2 separate regions of the Homo sapiens genome follow, and region 1 is linked to region 2. A link is a contact called in ENCODE Hi-C or POLR2A ChIA-PET data. All regions are on one chromosome and are shown on one strand. Each heading gives the region's core, a stretch centred on a gene start or an enhancer-like site at or near the end of the contact. The rest is flanking DNA. Distances are from core to core; before and after follow the strand shown.

Evidence for each region. Hi-C counts contacts between places; a loop is a spot of excess contacts on that map. ChIA-PET counts read pairs that join two places held with the same protein, here RNA polymerase II (POLR2A). Pooled maps may share reads with other maps.
Region 1: a loop to region 2 is called in a pooled map, with 3 times the contacts of the local background. The contact joins two enhancer-like sites. A Hi-C loop is called at or near these places in 1 of 50 pooled maps. POLR2A ChIA-PET finds 5 or more read pairs at or near these places in 4 of 52 experiments (MCF 10A, Panc1, activated CD8-positive, alpha-beta memory T cell and 1 more).

What each region holds. Positions count from the first base shown.
Region 1 is chr17:57,866,436-57,869,827 of GRCh38, forward strand. It overlaps CUEDC1 (CUE domain containing 1), which reads right to left. Exons shown (of 11, transcript NM_001271875.2): 7 at 2,687-2,758; 8 at 1,715-1,808; 9 at 922-980; 10 at 39-109. The coding sequence ends at 42. Among named protein-coding and RNA genes, the nearest start is that of MRPS23, 18 kb to the left of the region's middle. RefSeq lists enhancers at 1,479-2,678, 1,692-1,781, 2,196-2,836. Within about 2 kb of position 2,081, at least 31 of the 41 ENCODE cell types and tissues checked have a DNase peak (open chromatin) inside an H3K27ac peak, as active enhancers do.
Region 2 is chr17:57,368,129-57,371,517 of GRCh38, forward strand. All of the region lies in intron 5 of MSI2 (musashi RNA binding protein 2), which reads left to right. Among named protein-coding and RNA genes, the nearest start is that of MSI2, 110 kb to the left of the region's middle. Within about 2 kb of position 2,068, at least 6 of the 41 ENCODE cell types and tissues checked have a DNase peak (open chromatin) inside an H3K27ac peak, as active enhancers do.

The DNA.
Region 1 (3,392 bases), core at 831-3,330, 500 kb after region 2:
TTGGGCAGTCCCTGGGTTGCTATGGCTCCAGGCCTTACCTCTTACTGTCCTTCTCGCAGGCCTTCCTCCACCTTGGGTGCCTCCTGACGCCTGCCCCGGAAGTCTTCATCTGAAAAGGAGAGGGAAGCTGCCTCATCCTCTACCCTGCAGGGCCTCGCTCAGGCACGGCCCCTAGACTGGGCAAGAGAGCTGACCCGACTCTCTCTGCCCCCTTCATTTGGGACCCATGCAGATCCCCCCAGGTAGACGATGCATGGGTCCAGGGAGAGAGGCAGCAGGACACTCAGGTGCTGGCCAGGGTCCACCACTGAGCTCTGAGACCTTGGACAAGTTCTCCCCTCGTCTTTGGGCCTCAAATTTCCTCATCTATAAAATGGGATGGAAAAGCTGGACTATCTAGATGACCTCTGAGGCCCTTCCAGTCCTTGTTTCTGGATGCCTCCTGACCCTCGAATGTGGCATGAGGATCAGGGTTCAGCTGCGGGCCCAGGAGGGTCTGAGGCAGAGTCTTCTGGCCCACGTGGCCTTTGGAAGGGACTGGGTGAAAGTTGAGAAGCCTCTGGGCCCACAGACTGAAGCTGCCCAGTGCTTGGTTCTCAGGCCGAGGGTCCCCCATGGGGGCAGGCCTGTCTGCCACCTCACACCCAAAAGAATATTCCCCAGAAACAGTACCTGGCACTTCATGCTACAGGTACACATCTAGGTGGAAGTAGGGCTAGGGCCCCTTTTCAGGGGTTGCAGAAAGGGGGAAGCAATGTCGACCAAGTCAGGGGGATCCATATCTTTGGGTCACCTGCCCACCAACCCTCAGTGTGTTCCTCCAGGGGACAGGGCGGGTGCTCCCATGAAACACCCAGGAACTCCGCTGGGAGATCACCGATCATAGAGAAGTTGGAGCTTACGACTCCCCTCCAGCCTCACCACACGCGTGGCCCTCCACATCATCCAGGAGGTTGGCTGTTGACGCGGCAGCCCCCAGCCTGCCAGGCCATTCAGGAAAACCGTCCCAGGGATGAGGGGACACTGCCCTAGTCCTCCCAGTCCCACTGACTCTCTGCCCCACCCCTCAAAGCTCTGGAGGTACCTGACACACCCACCTGACCCCCCACACCCTTAGTACTGTCCCCCAGGCTCATTTTCCTGAGGTCAGTGGTATGGCCAGGCCCTGACACTCTCGCCCAGCTTACATCTCTGGGGATGGAGAAACAGCTTCCTCCCTGTTTCCCTCTGGCTGCTGAGCCTCTGCTATCCTAGGCCCTGTTTGAGAAGCATGAATAGGAGTTCTGATAAAAAGGTGGAAAGCCGTATTTCTACTCGAGGAAGGGAGGGCCAACATGCTTGGAGTGAGGAGGACTCGTGCACCAGTTCAACTAGAGAAATGAAGGGAAGGTTTGATATTGATGGAAGAACCACTTTTTCTCCCAAGAAGTACATAACCTCAGACCAAAAAAAAAGTTAATAGGACAACTTCTGGGCCTACAGAAGGGAGACAGGAGCTGCTGCCCTGCTCCCTAGGCCTGGTCCCTGGTTGGCAACGAGAGACGGGCAGTGGACTGGTGGCCAAGCTCATGGAGGAGAGGGGAGGAGGAAGGGAAGGCCACAGAGCCGGGTTCCACTCCCAGGGGAGGGCACAGCTGCAGGGAGTCCAACAGGGGTCTTGCTCCATGGCCCTTGGCTTCCACCACCCCCACCAGTGCCAGGCTGGAAAGGATACGACTGATGCTTCAACAAGTGTTTCCTCTTTGACTTCCTCATTTTGGTCTTCTCTGAGAAGGCTCGGGCAAGTTCAAACAGTTTCCTCCGGGTGGCTGGGGGCAGAGAGACCTGTGAGTCATTCTCTCAGCAGCCAGCACACCAGATGGCCTCCTCCCAGGTGTGGGAAAGGCCAGGGGAGGACCAAGGCCCCCCGGAGAGGGAGCAGGGGGCAGGCAAGGGTGGGAGCTGAGGAGGGAGAGATGACAGGAATCGCAGACCCCTGAGGACGCCACCCCAGGAGCAAGAGGCTACATCCTGGGTCAGCCTGCAGGGGCAGCACAGGACACCCTGAGCCAGGCCCAGGGACCGCAGGCGGCTCAAGATCCAAGTATTCCCTCCCCAGCTGCAACACACTGCAACGCATCTTGGCTCGCTTTCCCGCCGCCACCGCCTTCCCGCCCCTCCCCTAGCCACCTCCAAAGTTGGTTCTGGGATTTCCATGACTAATCCGAGATTTTCCTTGAAATGGAGCCTGAAAGGATCGCAGCCTCATTCACACATGGCTGTGGGTCTGTGTGGCGGGGAGGTGAGGGGGAGGGAAGGGGGCATTCAAGGCTGGTAGGACTTTGTGGAAAGAGGTCCCCCACCCCCACAGAGGCTTAGCAAGGGCCTCTCTGTGCAGTCAGCTCCGGCCAAGCCTCCTCGAGCCACAGAGAACGTGAACATGAGGATTGCGGTGAGGGCATGTGTGGCACGTTATTTTTCTGCAGACATCTGGCTCAAGAGGATTTAAAACTTAATTTGTATCTAGACTCAGCTGTAGAGGGAAGTGAGGCAGGAAGGCTGAGGGAGCCAGCCTGCGATGAAAATGTCACTGGTTCACCAAGAGTCAGCTGCATTACATGTGCTGAGGGGCTCCCTCACTCCTGGGAGGCCACAGGGCCTGTCTCAGAAAAGCTGGGGAGGGAAGCGGGGCCTGAGTGGGACTCACACTTTCCCATGTGTTTCAGCTTGTCCCTGAATAAGGCATCTTCAGACACAGCGGGGTTGGCGTCGCCAGTTCCTGGAAGGAGACACCTGCTGAAGGCCGGCCACCGTGGCCAGCCATGGCCGCTGTCCCAGCCCTACCCACCCATCTGAGGACAAATGCAAAGAAAGAGCAGGCTTCTTCCCTGGCCAGAAGGGAGTTTAAAGCAAGGAGGATGTGGAGTTCCAGGAGCTCCTCTTTCCCCTTGTGGACTTTGTTTCCTCCTCTGTAAAAATGGGGAGGGTTCAGCGGTCTACTGTGTGTGCAGACAGCCAGCTCGTGTGTGCTCCCAACTGTCCACGCCTCTGACCAACTCCATGTTTCATGACATCACCTTGGTAGCTTGGGAGTATTTCCACCATGGAGGTCACCAAGCACTACATATCAGGCTCCCGCTGCACCCAGAGTTGGCTGTGAAACATTCACCAGCACACCAGGGGCCTCCTGCACCCCGACATTCATGTGACAGTCAAATGAGGTGCTGGCTCAGAGCCGGCATTCACCTGTAGCAAGTCCCTTGTCCTTCCTGCCAGGTAAGCCCATCCATTGCTCCCTCCCAGCCACAGGGTTTCTGGCTATTAGACAATGAGTAGGAATAGAATGGGACTAGTCCTGGAGTCAGAACCCCACCGGCCACCCAGAGTCTCCCGGGCTCGCTCAGCATCCACTT
Region 2 (3,389 bases), core at 818-3,317:
AAGACTTTGTGTTTTTCATTCTCATCCTTTTATGAATATACAGTAGAATTTTTCATAGGCTACATGACCTCTGTTGACATCATAGTTCTGGTGGCTAATGGAATATGTGTATTTCTGTGTTTAAAAATGTCTCAATTTTGGCTGAGCGTGGTGGCTCATGCACTTTGGGAGGCTCCCAGCACTTTGGGAGGCTGAGGCGGGCGGATTGCTTGGGGTCAGGAGTTTGAGAGCAGCCTGGCCAAAATGGCAAAACACCGTCTCTACTAAAAATACAAAAATTAGCTGGTCATGGTGGTGGGCGCCTGTAATCCCAGCTACTCGGGAGACTGAGGCAGGAGAACCCTTGAACCCAGGAGGCAGAGGTTGTAGTGAGCAGAGATCTCACCACTGTGCTCCCACCTGGGTGACGGAGTGAGACTGTGACTCCAAAAAAACAAAAACAAAAAAGTCTCAATTTTGATTTCTAATATGATAAATATTGAGAGATATAACACACATAATTCTCTTTGGTGGTCCTCATGTTTTAAGAGGGAAAAGGTGTCATGACATCAAAGATTTTCAGAACCGCAGAATTAGAATATCGGCAGATAAGTGGCAAGTTGAAGTTATATGCTAGGTACTAAGGTAGGCAGAGCTCTAGGGGTAGATAACAGGTGCTTGTGAGTGAGCTGGAGAGGAGATTGTCAGGGAAGGCTTTCAAGACAAGTGGTTTTCTTACCTCGGTTTTGAAGGATGAATAGAAGTTTACCAGAGAGACAAGGAAGGAAAAAGCATTCTAGAAGGAAGGAACGGCATGCCTGAAATATCAGTGTGTCAGCTTTTCCTCCCCAGTCTGTGGGGGTCAGAAATAGGGTCACCCTGGCCTCACCATGAGATTTTTTTCTACTGGGAATTTCCAAAATAGGCTGCATCTCAGAGTCATTTGGTGAGGTTTATGGAAATACTGGTGAAGCTAGTTCCCAGGTGTGCTTTGCTCTACTGATGGTTGGTAGCATTGTTTACCTCTGGTGGTGGGAATGACAGGGTGCTGTTTGTACCATTTTCGGTTCTTTTGTTGAGAGTGACGTCACAGTTGTCCTGCAGCAAGCCAGGGTTATGCCACCCTGTCAGCTATGCCAGAATGGCAGCAGGTGTCACTGGACACATACCATTCCTTCTTTACACCATCTATCAACCTACAGTGGGGAAAGGGGCAAGAATACAGCATAATGAGAGGGGCAGCCAGTTGTAGCTCGGGGACCTTGGATTCTAAGCAGCATGACCTTGGGAAGGGTCTTGAGTCTTTGAGCCTGTTTGTCCTCTTAGGAATAAAGCAGGTTGGACAGACCTTACTTAATAGGCATGCTTAAATCTGCCAGGGAAAGGGACCCTCCTGTTGATGAATAATTCATTCTGGTTTTGTTCCTAGAAAGTATTCCATGGGGCACACACTTTCTCAGCTGCTCTTGGTTTTGCAAAGGAAGATACTGACATGTTCAGATTAAGAAATCGTAAAGCTTCTGAACTACTAAGGAAGGGAAAAGAGGGGCCCAGGGCCCACATGTGTGCCAGGTGCTGATCTGAGGGTTTTTTGTGACTCATCTCATTTAATGGTCACGCTGTTCCTGTGAGTAAAAGCTGTCATCCCATTTTATAGATGAAGAAACAGAGGCACAGAGAGGTTACCTTAATTTGCCCAAGGTCACACAGAATCCTGGTGTTCAGGCCTCATGCCTTCTGTTCTTAACTCCATATCCTGTGTCCCTGGGAAAGGAAGGGGCCATAGTCTGGAGTGGTTTCCAGGAGAAAAGAGCCAGAGTAATCTCTGCTCTTCATTTCTTAACAAGAATAGAAGACAGAATAAAGGGCACAGGGATAAAGGATTGTTAACCAGACTGGCAAATCAGTAGACTAATTAAAAATCAAACACCTTAAAACACTGTCGCTGGGTTAATTGTAAACCAACAATGAAACGTTAAAATTTGCCCAGCCCATGAGTTTGAATGATTAACTGAGTGAGTTAATTTCAAGCCATTGGTTTGAGTAGCCGTGAAAGCTGAGGTTAGTGGAAGGGGAATCTGTGTGTTCTTTCCTGCCCAGGCCTGCCCTGGTGCCTAAGGTCTTGTGATTGTTGCTGCTGTTTGCGTTTTTAATCGAAATATCTTAAACATTTAGGCAGAACCTCACAAATGCAGCTAGATTGTGGAAAAGGACAGTGTGAATCAGCAAAGAGTAGGATTACGTATATCTTTCCAAATAGAAGAAATGCCATTCTGTTTTGCAATATCACAGAGTCCTGGTAGCAAGAAAGGGCCCTTTGGAAAGGCCTTTTGCCTTCCAGTGTTTGACCCAAGGCTGCTGTCCCATCTGTGGCCTCTGTTGCTCTCTCATGTTCTTTTCTGCCCAGAGACCAGGTCTGGGGGTGTTATCAGGAGTTAGTCCTAAGACTGGAATGAGACTCCTGGGATTCAATGATGGCCAGTTGACCACAAGATGTTTCTGTTAGGTTTTAAGTTGAGATTCTGCTACGCCTGCTTTGATGGCTAGGTAACACTCCTCAGCACCAGGTGATGGATTTAACCTCTGTGAGCTGTGTTTCTAACCTGACTGGGCCCAGGGATCATGCTGGGAAAGTTATGGACCCTTTACCCAGAGACTTGCGCTACAACACAGCCACATACAGCTTTGCACTGAGGGTCAGGATGCACAGATCCCTGGTGCTCAGACATGAATGGCCTTATTAGAGTGAAGAAACCCTGTGTTGAAGTCACCAAACAGCTGGACTTTAAATGTTAATGTTAATATTTCACTGTGACTTATATAGCATTTTATTTTTTCCAGAGTTCCTTACAAGACAATCTGATTTGATCCGCAGGAGAATCCTGTAAGGTCAATTATATAGTCGCTCTTTTATATATGACGCATGCAGTAGGCTCAGTATCTTCCCTGAGTGTTGCTGTTTTCTTGTTAATTTGCTAAATGGGCTTTTAAAAAGGAGATAAATGTAAATTTCAGCCCCGTAAAATAGATACATCTCAAATGCTCGTGACTCAAATTAATTAATTAAAAAACAGAATAAAACACCACTCCAGCCACAAAACATGGCAAGGTTGTAATGTTTATTCCATTCAGCCAGTTGATGGGGTAAAATTACGAGATTGGTCTGTGATAAAAATGTTTTTAACTCCAACTTAGACGTTTACAGAAAGGAGAGACTTGGGCAGTTTGTTTATTTAGAACATTGATTACTGCTTCTGCCATGTTCCTCCAATCACAAACACTTGGGAAAATTTTGGAAAACTGCAAGAACTAAGTAAAAATCCCCCCAACGCCACTATTTACCATTCAGAGATAACTGCTATGAACATTTCGGTACATTTTTTTCTGTCCTTTTTCATGGCAAAAAAAAA